Linked DNA regions of Homo sapiens: region 1 is linked to region 2. A link is a contact called in ENCODE Hi-C data. All regions are on one chromosome and are shown on one strand. Each heading gives the region's core, a stretch centred on a gene start or an enhancer-like site at or near the end of the contact. The rest is flanking DNA. Distances are from core to core; before and after follow the strand shown.

Region 1 (6,207 bases), core at 1,100-3,599, 420 kb before region 2:
TCACCTCACACCTGTTAGGATGGCTACTACCAAAAACAACGATAACAGCAACCACAGCCCAGAAAATAACAAGTGCTGGTGAGGATGTGGAGAAATTGAAACTCTTATATACTGTTGGTGAGAACGTAAAATGGCGTAGCTACTGTGGAAAACAGAACGGTAATTCCTAAAAAAAATTAAAAATAGAATTATCATGTGATCCAGTGATCCCACTTCTGGGTATATATCCAAAATAATTGAAAACGGGGGCTCAGCGAGATACTTGTACACCCATGCGCATAGCTGCATTTCTCACAATTGCCAAAGGTATTAATAGAAGCAACCCAAGTAACCTGACAGATAAATGGGTAAACCAGATGTGGTGTGTGCACAGTGGAGTATGATCCAGCCTCAGAGAGCAAGGCAATCTTGTTCCATGTTACAGCATGAAGGACTCATGAAGACATGCTCTAAGTCTTCGGAAATCAGTTACAAAAAAGCAAATACTGCATGATCCTACTTACATGAGGTATTGTGAGTGCCCAAATTCGTAGAAGCAGAAAAGTAGAATGGTGGTTGCCAGGGACTTTGGGGAGGGAAAATGGGGAGTAGTTGTTTAATGGGGACGGAGTTTCAGTTTTGCAAGATGAAAAGGTTCTGGAGATCTGTTTCATAACAATGTGAATATACTTACCACAACTCAACTGGTACATTTATTTAAAAATGTACAGTTAAAATGATAAGTTTTATGTTATGATGTTTTTAAAAAGAGGGATATCGGCTGGGCGTGGTGGCTCACGCCTGTAATCCCAGCACTTTGGGAGGCCAAGGTGGGCAGATCACCTGAGGTCGGGAGTTTGAGATCAGCCTGGCCAACATGGTGAAACCCCGTCTCTACTAAAAATTCAAAAAATTAGCTAAGCATGGTGGCTCACGTCTGTAATCCCAGCTATTTGGGAGGCTGAGGCAGGAGAATCACTTGAGCCTAGGAGGCAAATGTTGCAGGGAGCCAAGATCACGCCACTGTACTCCAGCCTGGGTGACAGAATGAGACTCTGTCTCAACAAAATAAAGAAATAAATCAAAAATAAAAAGAGGAGTGTCTATCCAGGGTAATGTGTAACCGACAGAAGCCCCTTGGGTCCTGAAGAGCCTCTGCTGCTCCGGCTTTCACGTCTTCTGCCTGTGCTTCTCCAGGAGCACGCCCTTCCTGTGCACGTGCACTCTCTGATAGGCGAGGTCAAATTCTGTTCTTGGTGAGAAAACACATAGGCACCTTGTCATGTCTCTGAAGTTTACACCCCAGGCATATCAGAGCGTGATCAACAATCTCTCTGCCTCGGGGACATCTAGTAGGAGCTTGGAAGGGAGCTCAAGTGAGGACAGAATACAGAACTGGCTCCTGAAGGAAGATAAACTTGGAAGGCGCACGTTTTCTGGACCCTCCCTGCAGACTTGGGTTCCGGCGGCCAGGTGGCATGCCCAAGGTGGGGTGTGGCTTTTCACAGAAGAGGAAGAGGGAGACACCGCGCGTGGGCACTGGGGTTGGGAGGTCCTGTGTCAACCGACTGGATGCACTCCTCTCCCTTCCCCAGACGAGATACACTGCCTGTGCCAAAAGCAAAGCAAGGGCACTGTGGGGTGGTCAGGTCCACTCTGAATCTGTTAATGATTCCTTCCTTATCTAAATCTGGAATGTGGGAAAAGAAAAACAGCTGAGCAGTGTGAGCCCTGTGAGGTTCGCAAAATTTATTAGGCCCAGAGAGACGTGAGTGGGAACTTGAGTCACTTCCCCACCCATGTCCAGGGCAGCTATTTGACGACACTTTGTTCCTGATAGCTGCCTCACCCATTTTCTTCAGGGTTTTGGAATTCATGGTACAAAGAACAATGTAGTGTGGATCTACAGTTTACATGGTTTTGATGTAAATTCTTGGTAAAGAACTGTCTCTTCTTTAAATGAAATGTTTTTCAATAGTTTTTGGGGATACAAGTGGTTCTTGGTTACATGGATAAATTCGTTAGTGGTAATTTCTGGGATTTGGGTGCACCCATCACCCAAGCGCTGTACACTGTACCCAATACAAAGTCTTCTCTCCCTTTCCCGCCTCCTGTCAGAGGCATTGGAACCAGAGCGACTCCATCTTGAATAGGGACCGAGTAAAGTGAGGCTGAGACCTACTGGGCTGCATTCCCAGGAGGTTTAGGCATTCTTAGTCACAGGATGAAATAAGAAGTCAGCACAAGGTCACAAAAACCTTGCTGATGAAAGGATGTGGTAAAGAAGCCACAAAAACCCACCGAAACCAAGATGGTGATGGAAGTGACCTCTGGTTGTCCTCACTGTCATTATATGCTAATTATAATACATTAGCATGCTAAGAGACATTCCCACCAGTGCCATGACAATTTACAAATGCCATGGCAACCTCAGGAAGTTACCCTATATGGCCTAAAAGCGGGAGGAGCCCTCAGCTCCGGGGAACTGTCCACCCCTTTCCCAGAAAACTAGTGGATAATCCTCCCCTTGTTTAGCAAAGAACAAGAACTAATTATAAATATAATCAGTTGAGCAGCCCAGGCCACTGCTCTGCCTGTGGAGTAGCCTTTTTTTTATTTCTTTACTTTCTTAATAAACTTGCTTTCACCTTACTCTATGGACTCACCCTGAATTCTTTCTCACACAAAGTCCAAGAACCTTCTCTTGGGGTCTGGATCAGGACCAACACTCCCATTGCCCCTCCCTCCCTCCTGTCCTTCCTTCCTTCCTTCCTTCTTCCCCTTCTTTCCCTCCCTCCCTCCCTCTCTCCCTCCCTCCCTCTCTCCCTGTTTCACCCTTGTTGCCCAGGCTGGAGTGCAATGGAATGATCTCGGCTCACTGCAACCAGGTTCAAATGATTCTCCCGCCTCAGCCTCCCGAGTAGCTGGAATTACAGGTGCCTGCCACCAAGCCCAGCTAATTTTTTTCTTTTTTTTTTTGTATTTTTAGTGGAGATGGGGTTTCACTATGTTGGCCAGGCTGGTCTTGAACTCCTGACCTCAGGCGATCCACCTGCCTCAGCCTCCCAAAGTGCTGGGATTACAGGCGTGAGCCACTGCGTCCAGACTTTTCTGGGGGTTTTTTTTTTGTTTTTTTGTGTTCTTTTTTTTTTGCTTTTTTTTTTTTTGAGACAGGTTTTGACTCTGTTGCCCAGGCAGGAGTGCAGTGGCGCTATCTCAGTTCACTGCAACCTCCACCTCCCAGGCTCAAGCAATCCTTCCACTCTAGCCTCCCAAGTGGCTGGGACTACAGGCATGCAGCACCATGCCTGGCTAATTTTTGTATTTTTGTAGAGACGGTATCTTACCATTTTGGCCAGACTAGTCTTGAACTCCTGAGCTCAAGCGATCTGCCTGCCTCAGCCTCCCAAAGTGCTGGGATTATAGGCATGGGCCACCATGTCCAGCCTTCCTTTTTTCTTTTAAAAACCCACTTGTAAGGCTTGGCATGGTGGCTCATGCCTATAATCCCAGCACTTTGGGAGGCTGAGGCGAGCGGATCACGAGGTCAGGAGTTCGAGACCAGCCTGGCCAACATGGTGAAACCCTATCTCTACTAAAAATACAAAATTAGCCATGCGTGGTGGCAGGCGCCTGTAATCCCAGCTACTAGGGAGGCTGAGGCAGAAGAATCGCTTGAACCCGGGAGACGGAGGTTGCAGTGAGCCGAGATCACGCCACTGCATTCCAGTCTGGGCAACAAGAGTGAGACTGCATCTCAAAAAAAAAAACAAAAAAAACACCACACTTGTAACTATTGCTGATAGGAACATAAATTCAGGGCAACTTGAATCTATGCTCCTGGGTTGCAGTCCTCAAACTTGGCCCAAATAAACTCTCTACTTGTATGGATTTCACCTCAGTTTTTTCCTTTAGATTAATAAATGGGTGTGGCCAAGAGCCATTTCCTCTCCCCATCAATCAAGCAAGCCAAATATAGACACCACCTTGATAGCAACCCCGTTTTGTGCATCAAAGGCACATATAGGCATTTCTGCTATCATGTGATATACCTGTTCCTAAAGAACATGACATTCTGCCAAGTGGCACATCAAAATAACAGGGCTTAAGGGGAGAAATGACTGGCAAGGACCACTTGAATCCTATGCGGTTTTACAATCTGAACACAAACAAGTATAAATGCAGTCTTGATAAGCACAGCAGCTAGGGCAGATCTCCATCGCCTGGGGGAACTTCTGCTTTCTCTTCTCAGATTAGGGTCTTTGGGCCTTTCACTCCTAGTAGAGCTGTTTCATCAAAATTGAAAATCCGGCCAGGTGCAGTGGCTCACGCCTGTAATCCCAGCACTTTGGGAGGCCGAGGCGGTCAGATCATTTGAGGTCAGGAGTTCTAGAACAGCCTGGCCAACATGGCGAAACCCCGCCTCTACTAAAAATACAAAAATTAGCCAGGCGTAGTGGCGTGCGTCTGTAATTCCAGTTACTCGGGAGGCTGAGGCAAGAGAATCGCTTGAATCTGGGAGGTGGAGGTTGCAGTGAGCTGAGATTGTGCCACTGCACCCCAGCCTGGGCAACACTGTGAGACTCCGTCTCAAAAAAAAAAAAATGCCGGGCGCGGTGGCTCACGCCTGTAATCCCAGCACTTTGGGAGGCCGAGGTGGGTGGATCACCTCAGGTCAGGAGTTCGAGACCAGCTTGACCAACATGGTGAAACCCCGTTTCTACTAAAAATACAAAAATTAGCTGGGCATGGTGGCAGGTGCCTGTAATCCCAACTACTTGGGAGGTTGAGGCAGGAGAATCACTTGAACTTGGGAGGCCGAGGTTACAGTGAGTTGAGATCATGCCATTGCACTCCAGCCTGGGGGACAAGAGTGAGACTTCGTCTCAAAAAAAAAAAATTGAAAATCCAATGCAGGCTATAATCAATTAAAACAAACAAATTACATATGAAAATATCTTCAACTGTCCTGCTAACTCCACCATTTAGTTTAAGATTATTGAAAGGGTCACAGGGGAGTGACAACTGTCTGGGCCAGTGGCACGGGAGTAAAAGAATTTACCAAGACAGTTGTAGGTAGAGAAAGATAGATTTATTAGAGAAAGTAGGAAAATATGTTGCAAGGAGGCAACGGGCGGTATCAGCAGAAGAGGAGCGGACTGCAAGGAAACAGGCTTGCTGGAGATTTTATAGGATGGCTCTTGGGATGTTGGATTACGCCACGGCTGCAGGAGCTAACCTGCCTTCTTCTGTCAACCGGGATGTTTGATAAATTGAGGTGTTTGATGTGAAACGGGAAGTCTGTGAGTTATGTGTGTTATTTGCTCAGGAGGGCTACACTTCCTGGGACATAAACACAGACAGACCTATAACTCATCTGCTTCCTCTTTGTTTATCTGTTGTGGACCATGAAGAGAGGCAGATTTATAGCTTATTTGCTTTCTCTTTTGCTTTCCCCTGGTGCTGCCAACCTGACTCCTTTTCCCTAATTAGGACTCCACAGAAAGCTTGGAAAGCACTTCTTTTTTTTTTTGTTTTGTTTTTTGAGATGGGATCTCACTCTGTTGCTCAAGCCGAGTTCTGTGGCTCAGTCACATCTCACTGCAGCCTGAAGTTCCTGGCTCAAGCAATTCTTCTGCCTCAGCCTCTCAAGTAGCTGGGACTATAGGTGCACACCACCACACCCAGATAATTTTTGATTATTTGTAGAGATAAGGTCTCACTGTGTTGCCCAGGCTGGTCTCGAACTCCTGGGCTCAAGCGATCCTCCTGCCTCAGCCTCCCAAAATGCTGGGATTACAGGAGAAAGCGCTTCTTGAAATCACAAAACCAGCCCAGAGCCCTGCAGAATTTTCAGCGTTTTCTCTTTAAGGTCTTCATATGTTGTGTAAAGGAAAATAAAAAACTCAGGACCCCAATTCACTCTGCCAAAAAGGAAAAACAAAATTAAGCTGAAAGCTGAGTCATGCAAGGAGCTGTCTTTCCTTATGTTCCTAAGCAGACAGCGACAGATAAAAGGTTAAGTATCCCCACAAGTAGCTACTCTGTGTTCACCTCACTTTATGTAAAGTGCTGATTTACTGAGCAAGAGACAGACATGTAATTGCTGATTCCTCTACTTGTACCTTTTCTCTTGTAACATGTAGGTTACCATACTCTCCCTCTTTCCCCTCCAGCCAGCTTTTCTTTAAATATCGACGCCCTCAAAATCATCTTTGGAGAAAGGCA
Region 2 (6,585 bases), core at 197-2,696:
TCGACTCTGTGATTTTCTAGGCTTCTTGATCAAGCTTAACACATTCAAAGCCAAATTCCTGGTCTCCCCATGAAACTCAAACAGCAGCTTCATCCATCCAGGCCAGATGTCCTTTTTCTTTTTTCCCTCTCTCTCTCACCTCTCAAGTTTATCAGCACATCCTATTTATTTGACTCTTACCTTTAAAACATACAAACATGAGACTTTCCCCATTCTCTGTTGCTACTACCCCAGCCCTTCCCAGCTGCTGCTTGTCTTCCCGGGGTGATCGTGCCCCACTGCGCTCCTTGAGGTTTTATCAGCGGCCAGAGTGATCTCCGGTAAACAGAAGTCAGATCATGCCTTTCTTTGCTACTCACATCCCTGCTAAAGTGTCATTCGAGTAACTTCATTTCACTTGAGTAAAAGCCAGAGTCCTTTCCCTGGCCCATGAGGCCTGCCAGGATCCAGGTCCTCCTCCCCCTGCCCCTTCAACCTCTGAACTCATCTCTGACCTCTCTCCCCCTTTTTGTGCTATTCCTGCCCCTCTGGTCTCCTGTGTCTTGAGTGGGCCTGGCTCATTCCTGCTTCTGGACCTTGCACTTTTTCCCCTCTTCAGGAATCACCTCCCTTCATGTGTCCTTGGCTTTCTCTCTAATGCTCCTACTCAGGGTCAAAGCCCCCTCAGAGAGGCCTTCCCTGAACATCTTGTTTAAAATTGCAGTCCTGCAACACTGTGTCCCCCTTAGATTTCCCATGTAAGATCTTCTCATTAGGTATGGTGCCTTTTGTTGGTGGTCTCTCTCCACTGCTGAGCACATAAGCTCAAGATAAGGGCAGGGGTTTTATGTTGAGTTTTCTGCTGTTTACCAACACCTGGAGCTGTAAATAGCACATAATAGGCATTCACTTGACATTTGTTCACTGAGTAGCTGAAGCTTGTTGTAAATCTGAAATGTATTCTACATTAGATTTTCTTCCTTTTCTTATTTAAAGCATGTTATAATGTGTTTCCTGTTTCACTGGGTTGGGTAGTGATTGACACAGATATTTTCAATGTTTTTGGCTTTCCGACTGGAGAAAAATAGCTTTGGGGGCAGAGTGAGTGTGTTTCTTAAATCTGTCTGCGTGAATCATCAGCATGGATGAATGTAGGAGAAGTTGGTGCCTGTGAAGAGCTGGAGATCCTGGCAGCACAGGCAGCAGGAGTTCCTGTGCAAGCCAGATAGGGTTGAGCTCTGAGACAGCTGCACTGGAATCCTACTTCGTGCCCATTGGCTGCGTGGCCTTGTGCAGATGATCTCTTCTGAGTTCTGTAGACTGTAAAGCGAGGATGACAACTTCTGTCCAGTTCACTTCATGAGTTGGAAGAATCAAATGAGGGACTTGCTCTGTAAACCTCATGGTGCTATAATAAAGATGCTGTTGTTGTATCGTCTACTTTGTAGATCATTTCTAGCAAATTGAAGTGACAACTCTCCTTCTCAGTGCCATCTGGTTCCTCTCTGGGTCCCTTTCTTTATCTGTCACATCATTGGTATGTGTTGATCACTGTACACTAAGGCGCAGAAGAATTATAATTCATATGCTAAACATAGAGGAAAAAAATATATTCCCATTGAGCTGTATTTTAGAGCCAAATGTAAATGGTAATTGGATTGACTTTTGCTTAGATTATTAATGTTCATACTTATCTGAAAGTTGGTTATATAAATATGTCATTAATATATAAATGATATGGTATTAATTATTCATATAATTTAATATATTAATATAACATGCAGATTATGTAATATATAAATAGAGCCAACTTTCAGATAAATCAGAACATTGATTTTATAAATATACACATATACTGGATTTTGTTTTATAGACATCTTTATTGTTTCTTGAATTTTTAACTTTCTTGCTCACTTTTGGCAGAAACAACTCTATTTTCTTTGTAAATAGAAACAGTGTATGATTTTGTAGTGAGTAGTGTTGAATGTACAATTTGGACTTACTATTTTTTCTCTTTGAGTGCTGAAAAAATGTTTTCTACACAGTTTTCTGGAGCAGTTATCTTGTTAACCCCAGGGAGAATGATTTTTTTTCTTAAAGTTATCAGAAGTGTTTCTGTCTGAAACTGCAGTTGCAGTGGAGAGGTTTTCAGCCCAAGCTTTTCATTCTTTTTGGACTCCTAGTAGACACTGATGAGTTTTCAGGGTCAAAGAGGAACATTTTAACAATGGTGTTAGCTGATCGTTTTTTGTTTGTTTTTTATTTTGAGACGGAGTCTCGCTTTGTCTCCCAGGCTGGAGTGCCATGGCACAATCTTGGCTCATTGCAACCTCCGCTTCCTGGGTTCATACGATTCTCCTGCCTCAGCCTCCCGAGTAGGTGGGATTACAGGCACCCATCACTGCACCCAGCTAATTTTTGTATTTTTAGTAGAGACAGGGTTTCGCCATCTTGGCCAGGATGGCTTCGAACGCCTGACCTCAGGTGATCCGCCCGCTTCAGCCTCCCAAAGTGCTGGGATGACAGGCATGAGCCACCGCCCCTGGCCTGATAGTTTTCTTTCTTTCATGATTGGCTCGTTCATGCTCTAAACTTAAGACTTGTCGAGGAAGTAGTAGGTCTCTGTATTTTCAGTTGCTAGCACTAGTAGCCTACCAGGACTTGGGAGTTTATGACTATCTGTTTAGCAGACGGTTCATCTGGGCAAAACTTTTGTAGGCAGTGATAATTTTTCCTTTTCTTGAAATATGTTTAGAAAATGGAAATCCTGTTTGAAACAGCATGTTTCTTACATAGAAGGAAGTAATCTAGTTTTGTGCTACATGCGTTCCTTCTTCTAATGTAGCTTATGATGCATGATTGCTCCTTCATCACCTATCTTCCAAAGACTAAATACTTTCTATTTTGCTGAATGTCTAAGGATATTTGAGATGCTTATGAGGAGGTCTTTTCTGGTAAGAGGTTTGACCTAAGAGCGCTGCAGAGAATATATGGTAATTGTTATGGTTTTAGCATGACCAAAGAGAATTTTCTTTTTTCTTTCTTTCTTTCTTTCTTTTTTTTTTTTGAGATGGAGTCTCTCTCGTTGCCCAGGCTGGAGTGCAGTGGCACGATCTCAGCTCACTGCAACCTCTGCCACCTGGGTTCAAGCGGTTCTCCTAACTCAGCCTCCCGAGTAGCTGGGACTACAGGTGTCCACCACCACGCTCGGCTAATTTTTTGTATTTTTAGTAGAGATGGGGTTTCACCGTGTTAGCCAGGATGGTCTCGACCTCCTGACCTCGTGATCTGCCCACCTCGGCCTCCCAAAGTGCTGGGATTACAGGTATGAGCCACCATGCCTGGCTGACCAAAGAGAATTTTCTCTGCATCTGAAGCATGTAACTGCAAACTGATTTGTTTGTGGTTGTCAAGTAAAGAGGACCAATCTTTTGTTTGTTTATATGCACTGTTTCCTTTCTCACCCTAGTTGCATGAGAAACAGAAGCTTCTTAGATTGATCGGTTGCCTCCTTTTGTTGCATTTGAGCATTGAGAACAAGGACCATGAGTTTTCTCCTCCATTGTGGTTTTAGTTCTAACACTTGGCACATAGTATTTAGTAAAGATTTGTTGAATAAGTGAGATAGGGTATTGGGGAAGATCATAAGAAAAACAAAAGATAAATTATTTATTTATAAATTTATTGTTAGGTCTATTCCAAAACTGACTTAGAAAGACAAAATTTTTTCCTGCTATAAAATATCTGTAAGAACTGTGTTAGCTTGGAGTTTGGGATTCACTTTTCCCATTGCAGACGCTTAAAAACCTCAAGACTTTTCTTGTTGGGTTTCTTTTTGGGGAGTACTTTATTAGGGATACCATTTATAGTAGAAATCTGGAAGACTGTAAAAACCACTTAATATTCCCGAAAGATGGAAGCTTGTTTCTGGAAGCTGTTATGTTTTGTTAAGGCAGAGACAATACATTTTCTTTTCTTTATTGAGATGGAGTCTTTTGCCCAGACTGGAGTGCAGTGGTGTGATCTCGGCTCACTGTAACCTCTGCCTCCTAGGTTCAAGCGATTCTCCTGCCTCAGCCTCCCAAGTAGCTGGGACTATAGGCGTGTGCCACTGTGCCCAGCTACTTTTTGTGTGTTTAGTAGAGACAGAGTTTCACCACGTTGGCCAGGCTGGTCTCGAACTTCTGACCTCACGTGATCCCCCTGCCTTGGCCTCCCAAAGTGCTGTGATTACAGGTGTGAGCCACCACGCCTGGCCAGTAATACATCTTTAGAGAGATCATTTTCCTTGGAACATAACTGAAAATGGTAGGATGAAAAGATGTGTAAAATGTAACTGAAGGTGGAAAAATCTTGCTCTGAAGCTCTCACTTTCGTTTGAGTTAAATATTATTTTTATTCTTGAAGGAAGTTCTGGGAGTTTGTAGAAGTAGCCAGAAAATATCTTTAGAATATAGTGCTCTATGCGATATCCTGAGACTTTTTTTTCTTTTCTTCTTCTTTTTTTTTTTTTTTTGAGACGGAGTCTCTCGCTCTGTCGCCCAGGCTGAAGTGCAGTGGCACAATCTCGGCTCACTACAAGCTCCGTCTCCTGGGTTCACGCCATTCTCCTGCCTCAGACTCCTGAGTAGCCGGGACTACAGGCGCCCGCCACCACACCCAGCTAATTTTTGTTGTATTTTTTAGTAGAGACAGGGTTTTACCACATTAGCAAGGATGATCTTGATCTCCTGACCCCGTGATCCATCTTCCTCGGCCTCCCAAAGCGCTGGGATTACAGGCGTGAGCCACCGCGCCCGGCCTATCCTGAGACATTTTTGACAGTGCTGCAAACTATTACTATTTTTTCAGGTAGAAATATTTTATTTTATGTTGGAGATGGGATCTCGCTTTGTTGCCAGGGTTGGTCTTGAACTCCTGGCTTCAAGTGGTCCTTCTGGCTTGGCCTCTCAAAATGCTGGGATTACAAGGCATGAGCCGCAGTGCCTGGCCTGGAAATAATTTTTACTACAGATTCTTTCCTCTTTAAATTAATATTATGAGTTATGAAGCTCCTTTTGTATAATAATACCCATTATATGTTGTCTACCAGGGTATTGGTTTGCTTTTTCTTTAAAAAGGAGAAAACATGTAAGGTGGAGGAAGTGTAGTTTACTCTTAGGCATTCAGACAGTTTTTATTATTGGTGTCATAAAAAACCCCAAACCATTTGCTGAGACCAAAAACTGTAGTTTTTAAATTTTAACACTTAATTTTTCTCCTGTGGCTTGTGCGAAGTTTTTAGGTGTAAAGCATGAATAAGTAAGAGATTCATTTAACAAAACATTATTTTAGGAAACAAATATGAAAAAGCGTTAAAACCATTCTTTTTTCTCTCCTAGCATTTTTGAAACGTTGGGGTTGTTGGAGTGGTTGGATTTTCCCTGGAATTGAGTGAGAAATTCAGAAGACTGAAGCCCAGGCTTACTGTCTACCTTTCACGGAGGCCTAGCCGTGAGAGGACAGAAGAAGGCACGTGGCGAATCATGACAGCGGACAAAGACAAAGACAAAGACAAAGAGAAGGACCGGGACCGAGACCGGGACCGAGAGAGAGAGAAAAGAGACAAAGCAAGAGAGAGTGAGAATTCAAGGCCACGCCGGAGCTGTACCTTGGAAGGAGGAGCCAAAAATTATGCTGAGAGTGATCACAGTGAAGACGAGGACAATGACAACAATAGTGCCACCGCAGAGGAGTCCACGAAGAAGAATAAGAAGAAACCACCGAAAAAAAAGTCTCGTTATGAAAGGACAGATACCGGTGAGATAACATCCTACATCACTGAAGATGATGTGGTCTACAGACCAGGAGGTAAGGAGCCTTACGTTTGGGTCTTGCCAATGTTTACAGTGGGGGAATGATCTTGGCATTATGGTGAAATAAATACGCTTTGTACACTTTAAGGAAGGCTTGGAATCTAGAAGAGTAGGAAACTTAATTTGGTAAACATGTGACCCACTTTTGGTCAGTTAGGTTCACCCACTTCTTGCTTGTGTCTGCCTTAATTTGCTCTTGTGTCCTGGTTTATGCATTCATGAGTTCTTTTCTTATTTTCCTGTGCTGCTTGTTCTCTAACTGGACCATCTGCTTAGTATTTTTTTGTCTTTTGAATTCATGCTTGCTTTTTAATCTTCAATCATAAATGAGACTGTGGTGACCCTGCAGAATTGACTGCTTGGTGGAGACAAGTAAACCTTAAGATTCTTGGAAACAGGAAATTTTACCTTGGGACAGGATCGACCAGACTCTAGAGAGGTACTTTTTAAAAATGGCCTTTAGGCCAGGCATGGTGGCTCACGCCTGCAATTCTAGCACTTTGGGAGGCTGAGGCGGGTGGTGACCTGAGGTCAGGAGTTCGAGACCAGCCTGACCAACATGATGAAACCCTGTCTCTACTAAAAATACAAAAATTAGCTGGGCTCGGTGGTGTGCACCTCTAATCCCAGCTACTTGGGAGGCTGAGACGGGAGAATTGCTTGAACCCAGGAGGTGGAGGTTGCAGTCAGCCGAGATCACACCACTGCACTCCAGCCTGGGCAACAGAGCGAGTCTCCGTCTCAGAAAAAA

Evidence for each region. Hi-C counts contacts between places; a loop is a spot of excess contacts on that map. Pooled maps may share reads with other maps.
Region 1: a map with no recorded cell type shows a loop between it and region 2 (7-fold over the local background). The contact joins two enhancer-like sites. A Hi-C loop is called at or near these places in 2 of 37 single-sample maps with no recorded cell type and 2 of 50 pooled maps.

Annotation. Positions count from the first base shown.
Region 1 is chr1:9,074,338-9,080,544 of GRCh38, reverse strand. It overlaps a transcript of SLC2A5 not described here. Among named protein-coding and RNA genes, the nearest start is that of SLC2A5, 7.8 kb to the right of the region's middle. RefSeq lists an enhancer at 4,164-4,253. Within about 2 kb of position 2,349, at least 6 of the 41 ENCODE cell types and tissues checked have a DNase peak (open chromatin) inside an H3K27ac peak, as active enhancers do.
Region 2 is chr1:8,655,217-8,661,801 of GRCh38, reverse strand. RERE (arginine-glutamic acid dipeptide repeats) reads left to right here. Exons shown (of 23, transcript NM_001042681.2): 2 at 5,361-5,829. The coding sequence starts at 5,505. Among named protein-coding and RNA genes, the nearest start is that of RERE, 160 kb to the left of the region's middle. Within about 2 kb of position 1,446, at least 28 of the 41 ENCODE cell types and tissues checked have a DNase peak (open chromatin) inside an H3K27ac peak, as active enhancers do.